2 separate regions of the Homo sapiens genome follow, and region 2 is linked to region 1. A link is a contact called in ENCODE Hi-C or POLR2A ChIA-PET data. All regions are on one chromosome and are shown on one strand. The core of a region is the stretch at or near the end of the contact, and the rest is flanking DNA. Distances in the headings are between cores, read along the strand shown. Region 1 overlaps ATXN1 (ataxin 1). Region 2 overlaps ATXN1 (ataxin 1).

Region 1 (3,044 bases), core at 244-2,743:
CATTTTATTCTTATGCTTCACAGGTTACGTACATGTTAGTGCATTCTTTTGTGGGTTACAAACATTGCATGATAGAAATATTTTTAAAGTGATAGCATGTCAGAATTATGGCTTGTTTTTTCCATCTCTATTTCCTAACATTCTCTTTCCATAGTCCCCAGGGAGGGGGCTTGAGATCACACAGGAGTAATTAGAAGGTCTGCTTCTGACAGTGTCGCTCCTTGAGTGGTGGAGGTTTTAGGGGGAGGCTGACAGTAACTACTGAGTGGAATTGAGAGGTGAAGCCAGCTGGACTTCCTGGGTCGAGTGGGGACTTGGAGAACTTTTCTGTCTTCCAAGGGTATTATAAAATGCAGCAGTCAGTGCTCTGTAGCTAGCAAGAGGTTTGTAAAATGCACCAATCAGTGCTCTGTAAAAATGCACCAGTCAGTGCTCTGTAGCTAGCAAGAGATTTGTAAAATGCACCAATCAGTACTTTGTAAAATGGACCAATCAGCAGGGTTCTAAAAGTAACCAATCATGGGGAGGATTGAGAAAAGGGCGTTCTGATAGGACAGAAACAGGACATGGACGGGAAAAATAATGGAATAAAAGCTGCCCCCCCCAACCCCCCACCCCCACCCGCACCAGCCACCAGTGCAACCTGCTCAGATTCTTTTCCAGCTGTGGAAGCTTTGTTCTTTCACTCTTTATGATAAATCTTGCTGCTGTTCAGTCTTTTGGGTCTGTGCCATCTTTAAGAGCTGTAACAGTCACCGCAAAGGTTAGCGGCTCCATTCTTGAAGTCAGCGAGACCACGAACCCACCAGAAGGAACCAACTCCAGACACAGAATCAGCTAGGAGACGTGGGTGCTTTCTGTATAGTGCTTCCTACCAAAAGCCTAGAAAATCTTGGGGCGTGGAGAAAAGAAAATCCATCAAGTAAAGGCTTGATCACCTCTTGGAAAACCCATATTCATTGTCCCAACAGTGACTAATACGTCTAACTGTGGGCCTGGGTAGGATATTATGAGAAACCTGTTCTTTTGGTGCCCACCTTTCTTTTCTGAGCAACACGTGGTCTTCTGAGTGAGGCAGGAGTCCGGCATATGCGTGATGATGTAATATGTTAGGCAGCCAGGCCCTCACCTTTTCAAAGGTTCGATCTTGAAAAATCAAAGGTGGATATGTGAGAAATAAGCCCATATAGGAATAAGAATGACAATGGAAGTGGAAAATGTAAGTTGGGACTGATGTTCTGCTGCTTTGAGTACTGAAATTCTCTGCTGCTCGGATTCATCATCACTGAAGTGCTGGCCAGTACTGGGAGGGGGGCAGAGCTCTCCCGGGAGTCGTCGCTTATTCTGAAACAGCTGAGCAGAATAATGAGTGACAGGCTGGTGGTGGGGAGGTTGAGTCTTACTCCGGATTTCCATTAAATGAGTGCATGGAATCAATAGCTAACTGAACATTTGTCTTTAGAACACCCAGGGGCCCCTGGGGAATTTGGTATTTTCAGTCTAATTCTCAGACAGGAAAATGCGCAGCATGACTATTTTTTAAAATAGTTTCAACATCTTTTATGTAATGCTGATGCATCTGGAAGTGAAAACGCTAAGAGTTTCATTTCACTAAAAAATGGATTTTTTTTGGCTTTAACCTTTAAGTTGAAATCACAATTAGTGGCCTTTTCACCATAGTCATAAGAGTATCAAAGTGTGTGTATTCACCCACACATCAAACCAGTGTTTACTGAGAGTATATTCTGTGCAAAGAATTGTGCAGTTTGTTATGAAAAATACAGAGACCTCGCTGGGGCCCCTAAGGAGCTCATAGTCTAGAAAGGGAGACAGATCATTACACGGCAGGGAAAATACAATATGTATGGGAGCATGTCACAAAGGAAGTGACATCGAGCTGAATCTTAAAGGAAGAGCAATGCTTGAATGAATGAGGACATCCCTGATTGAAGGACCAGCATAATGAACAAAGAATTTTGCCTTATATTACTAAGATTCCATCAGATGTTATGACGCAAACATAAGCATCATGGTAATGAAATTAATAGTAAATTTAAATAAAAATGATCAAATTAAGACTTTTTTGGTTTTGTCTATTCTACCTTCTCATTTTAATTATGTTGCAAAGAACCATATACTTAGGGTAAACTGGTCAATAGCTGTGGCCATGGAATAGAATTATAATTCAATTTAAAAGGAGTTTAATAGTCTCATGGTAAATGAATAGGTTACAGCTGGGCACTGTGGCTCACACCTGTAGTCCCAGTTCTTTGGGAGGCCTAGGTGGGAAGATTGCTGGAGACCAGTAGTTTGAGTCCAGCCTGGGCGACATAGCAAGACCCTGTCTCTACTAAAAAATTAAAAAAATAGTTGGGCGCAGTGGCTCACGCCTGTAATCACAGCACTTTGGGAGACCACATGCTGGTCGAGACCATCCTGGCCAACATGGAGAAACCCCATCTCTACTAAAAATACAAAATTAGCTGGACGTGGTGGTGCATGCCTGTAATCCCAGCTACTCAGGAGGCTGAGGCAGGATAATTGCTTGAACCTGGAAGGCGGAGGTTATGGTGAGTGGAGATTGCGCCATTGCACTCCAGCCTGGGCAACAGGAGTGAAACTATGTTTCAAAAAAAAAAAAAAATTAAAAAATTAGCCAGGCATGGTGGCGTGTGCCTGTAGTCCCAGCTACCCAGGAGGCTGAGGTGAGAGGACCACCTGAGCCCGAGAGGTTGAGGCTGAAGTGAGCTGTCATCACACCACTGCACTCCAACCTGGGAAACAGAGTGAGAACTTGTCTCAAAGAAAAAAAAAAAAGAATGTTATGAATTTAGTATTTTTATACTTCCCCTACAACTCTAGTATCTCTGAGGAAAAGCCTCAATCAGAAAAATGATTTGCTTTGGGGTTTTATCTTTTATCAGTGATAAATGTGAATTGAGAATAGAAATCTCAAAATGCAATAATGATAGTACTTTATATTTCAGTAGGACTTAATATATAAAACTCTAATATGCATTATTTAAATTTGGCCAATATGCAAG
Region 2 (3,093 bases), core at 93-2,592, 78 kb before region 1:
TTCCATGTTTGTTTGGAAGCTTAGAGATAACATTTATGAACTTTGTGACACATAGTAGTTGCTCAATAAATGTTAACTGTAGAAACACATTGATTAGTTTCACTTCAGAAATAGACACTTAGAGTTCAAAATTCCCATCTGCCTAGCTCCTGAGGCCCACTTTCTTACCAGAATCTTTCCTGATACCCTCTCCTGCATAAAATGGTTCCTCTTTTGAGACTTTGTAGCTCTTTTGTACTTCTCTTATTCTGTTACGTTACTGCAAAAAAAAAAAAAAAGAAAGAAAAGAAAAGTGCCAATTGTGTACATGCTTTCCTCCCTGCTGGAATGTAAACTTTGTAAAGGCATGATCCATAGCAGATACTTCTTATTACAAACTACCTGGCAGAATTTCTTTCTAAAGAACCTACTCAGTAAGCCTGTTGGTGAACTGAGCAACATTTGGACAATTATGGCATCATCTTACAATTTTTCAGCTATTGGTTTTCACTTGTTTAGAAATGTAAAACTTTGCAAGGACTTTTATAAAAGCAAATTTCAGAATAGTTATTCACTAAGCTTTTTTATGCTAATGATGTCATGCTATCAAAAATTAGCTAGAGTAAATGGACTGTAATGAGGATGGTTTGTAATCTAGATTATATGTTCCACATGTAACATCGAAATGAAATATAAAATTGAGTTGTTGGCATGTGGTTGTGGTGAGCAGAAGCAGTTATTATACATTACTTGGTAAAATTCATATTCATATCTTGTCAGTTTACAGTGAGCCAGAGATTAAAAATAACATTTGTTTCTGTTTTAGTAACTGCTTAAAAATATCCAAAATCATTTTATTTTCTTTAGCCTGACTTCTAGTAGTGTTTTGAATATGTGGCCTTTCAAGCAGTAATGAAATGCATCAATGCGACTTGGCAGTGCCTCACAGGACATGCTTCTAGGATCATTTTTAATGATTAAAAGTCAAATTGAGTTCTAAAAAACTGACCCAAAATATAGATGAGCCAAGTAAAAACGGAAGGAAATCTGAATAAAATCTTGGTTCTTGGTCCTCTGCATGTATCCTCCACATCTGTTTTCTCCAGATCTCTTTTTTCTTGCTTGTTGATAGCACAGAGGAAGATCGCAGAGAGTAATGTACTGTATATGTTTCACATCCCCCTTCCTCTTTAGTGATAGTTTGGAGAGTATACTGCAGTCACCATGGTTTTCAGTTTGGAGAGTACAAGGATCAGATCTGTATTTTCTAGAGCCAGCTTTTGTGGCATTCTGGAGAGGTGATTGGAGAACCATGAGAGCAGGCAGACATCTGGGTGAGAGGGCACGAGGGGTGAGTGACGGCAGAGCCAGACTTGCTGGAGAGGCAGAAAGGGAAGGATTCAAGTAGCATAACCAGGAAATAGAATTGATAGGATTTGGTCCCTGCTGACCTGTGGAATAAGGGGGAAGGCAGAGGAGTTGATTCTAGTATTTCTAAGTTGGGCCACTTAGTGATATTGGGGTACCAGGAACAGGCTTAGTGGACCCACAGAAGTGACCAGACCCAGGAGTCTCTCTGAGCGCCCACCCTGGCTTCTCTGTGTTGGCTTACCCTTTCTTGGTTGGGGGTCATGGGGTGGTCAGCTTCAGTGGTGTGGTCTGAGGTGACAGGTGCTCAGGAGTGAGGACAGGGAGTAGACATCACCAATGTGAATGTGGAGGTAGGCAACAAGAGTTATTCTAGAACTGACAAATTTAATATATTTTGCTGACTGCTGAGTTCCATTTGGACAAATACCTAATGCATTTGGGGCTTAAAACCTAGATGACGGGTTGAAGGGTACAACAAACCACCGTGATACATGTATACTTATGTAACAAACCTGCACGTTCTGCACATTTGTCCCAGAACTTAAAGTAAAAAAAAAAAAAAAAAAAAAAGATTGTTCAGTTCAGTTCAGAGAGCAATAGGAGCAGTTTGCTATTCACCAAATAGGGACATCAATTCTTTACTGATTAATAGCAGTGATTCAGAAAACTGCCTTTTGTAGTAGAGCACACCAAGGGGGTCTGCCGGATGGAAAAAGAGAACAGTGCTTTGTGAACTATAATTGTTGCCATAAGTAAATACTTAAAATACACTAAAATGGCAACATCAGGAAACATGACTAAGGAGTCAGTGTACGCCACGCCCTTTCCCCCACCTTTGTGGTTGTTGAAAATTTCCACCAAGAGTGATGTATACAAAAAAGGGTAAGATCAGGGTGTTAGGTTTCAGAGGAAGGCAAAAACTTGTGTGATTCTATAAATGGAGCTTACAAATGGAAATGCACCATTCAAGGCAGAAAGTCTATCACAGTCATTAGGAATAAGCATTAGAGTGATTCTCCTTTCTTAACTTCTGCACAGAAGTTTGATGTGGTAAAGAAACAGTCTGCTCTTAGCCATGTTCCTTGAAAATACATGTCTTCAATTACTTGGTTTGTCTGAGAGAAAGGAGGGTTTGGAGGAGAAGGAAATGCCTCGTGAGTTTGACATACTATGGGAGGATTGTTGTTATTATTGCTTGATTTACATGCTCTCATTTTATACAAAGTGTACAGCACAATTTCTCAAAGAGTAATTATGATGCCAAGAAAATGGGGTGGATTCTGGGCTTCCTGCAGTCTGTCATCCAAATAATAATATTCATTACAAAGATCCTTACCCAGGAGGCCAAGGTGGGAGGATTGCTTGAGGCCAGGAGTTCAAGACCAGACTGGGCAACATAGACCCCTATCTCAAAATAAAATAAAGTAAATAAAATAAAATAAAATAAAAAATAAAATAAAATAATAAAAGCTCCATACCAGTTTGTGGCATTCCTACTGAAAACAGAGGTATACGAAATGCTTGAACAGGGCATGGAACTGGAGGTATGGATGTCATTAAGAATGGCTGAGAATTTTTTGCCAAGAGTTAGTATACTATCCTACTTTATTCTATTTCAGTTTGCAGTAGGACAGACCTAATTCTCTTCCCTGAGAAAGTCACAAATAAACTAGCATGGAGCTTCTCAGTGGGCACCCTTGGCTGAACTCTATAGACTCCTGTTCTCTTTAATAATATCTAAAG

The links. A loop is a pair of places that touch in the nucleus more often than their neighbours do. ChIA-PET counts read pairs that join two places held with the same protein, here RNA polymerase II (POLR2A). Pooled maps may share reads with other maps.
Region 2: a loop to region 1 is called in a pooled map, with 8 times the contacts of the local background. The contact joins two enhancer-like sites. A Hi-C loop is called at or near these places in 2 of 168 maps with a recorded cell type or tissue (CD14-positive monocyte and HepG2), 12 of 37 single-sample maps with no recorded cell type and 10 of 50 pooled maps. POLR2A ChIA-PET finds 5 or more read pairs at or near these places in 7 of 52 experiments (GM12878, OCI-LY7, activated CD4-positive, alpha-beta T cell and 4 more).

The regions. Positions count from the first base shown.
Region 1 is chr6:16,590,445-16,593,488 of GRCh38, reverse strand. All of the region lies in intron 3 of ATXN1 (ataxin 1), which reads left to right. Among named protein-coding and RNA genes, the nearest start is that of ATXN1-AS1, 170 kb to the left of the region's middle. Within about 2 kb of position 1,493, at least 4 of the 41 ENCODE cell types and tissues checked have a DNase peak (open chromatin) inside an H3K27ac peak, as active enhancers do; they include CD14-positive monocyte, where a contact is called at or near this core.
Region 2 is chr6:16,668,495-16,671,587 of GRCh38, reverse strand. All of the region lies in intron 2 of ATXN1 (ataxin 1), which reads left to right. Among named protein-coding and RNA genes, the nearest start is that of ATXN1-AS1, 91 kb to the left of the region's middle. RefSeq lists a silencer at 813-892. Within about 2 kb of position 1,342, at least 19 of the 41 ENCODE cell types and tissues checked have a DNase peak (open chromatin) inside an H3K27ac peak, as active enhancers do; they include CD14-positive monocyte, where a contact is called at or near this core.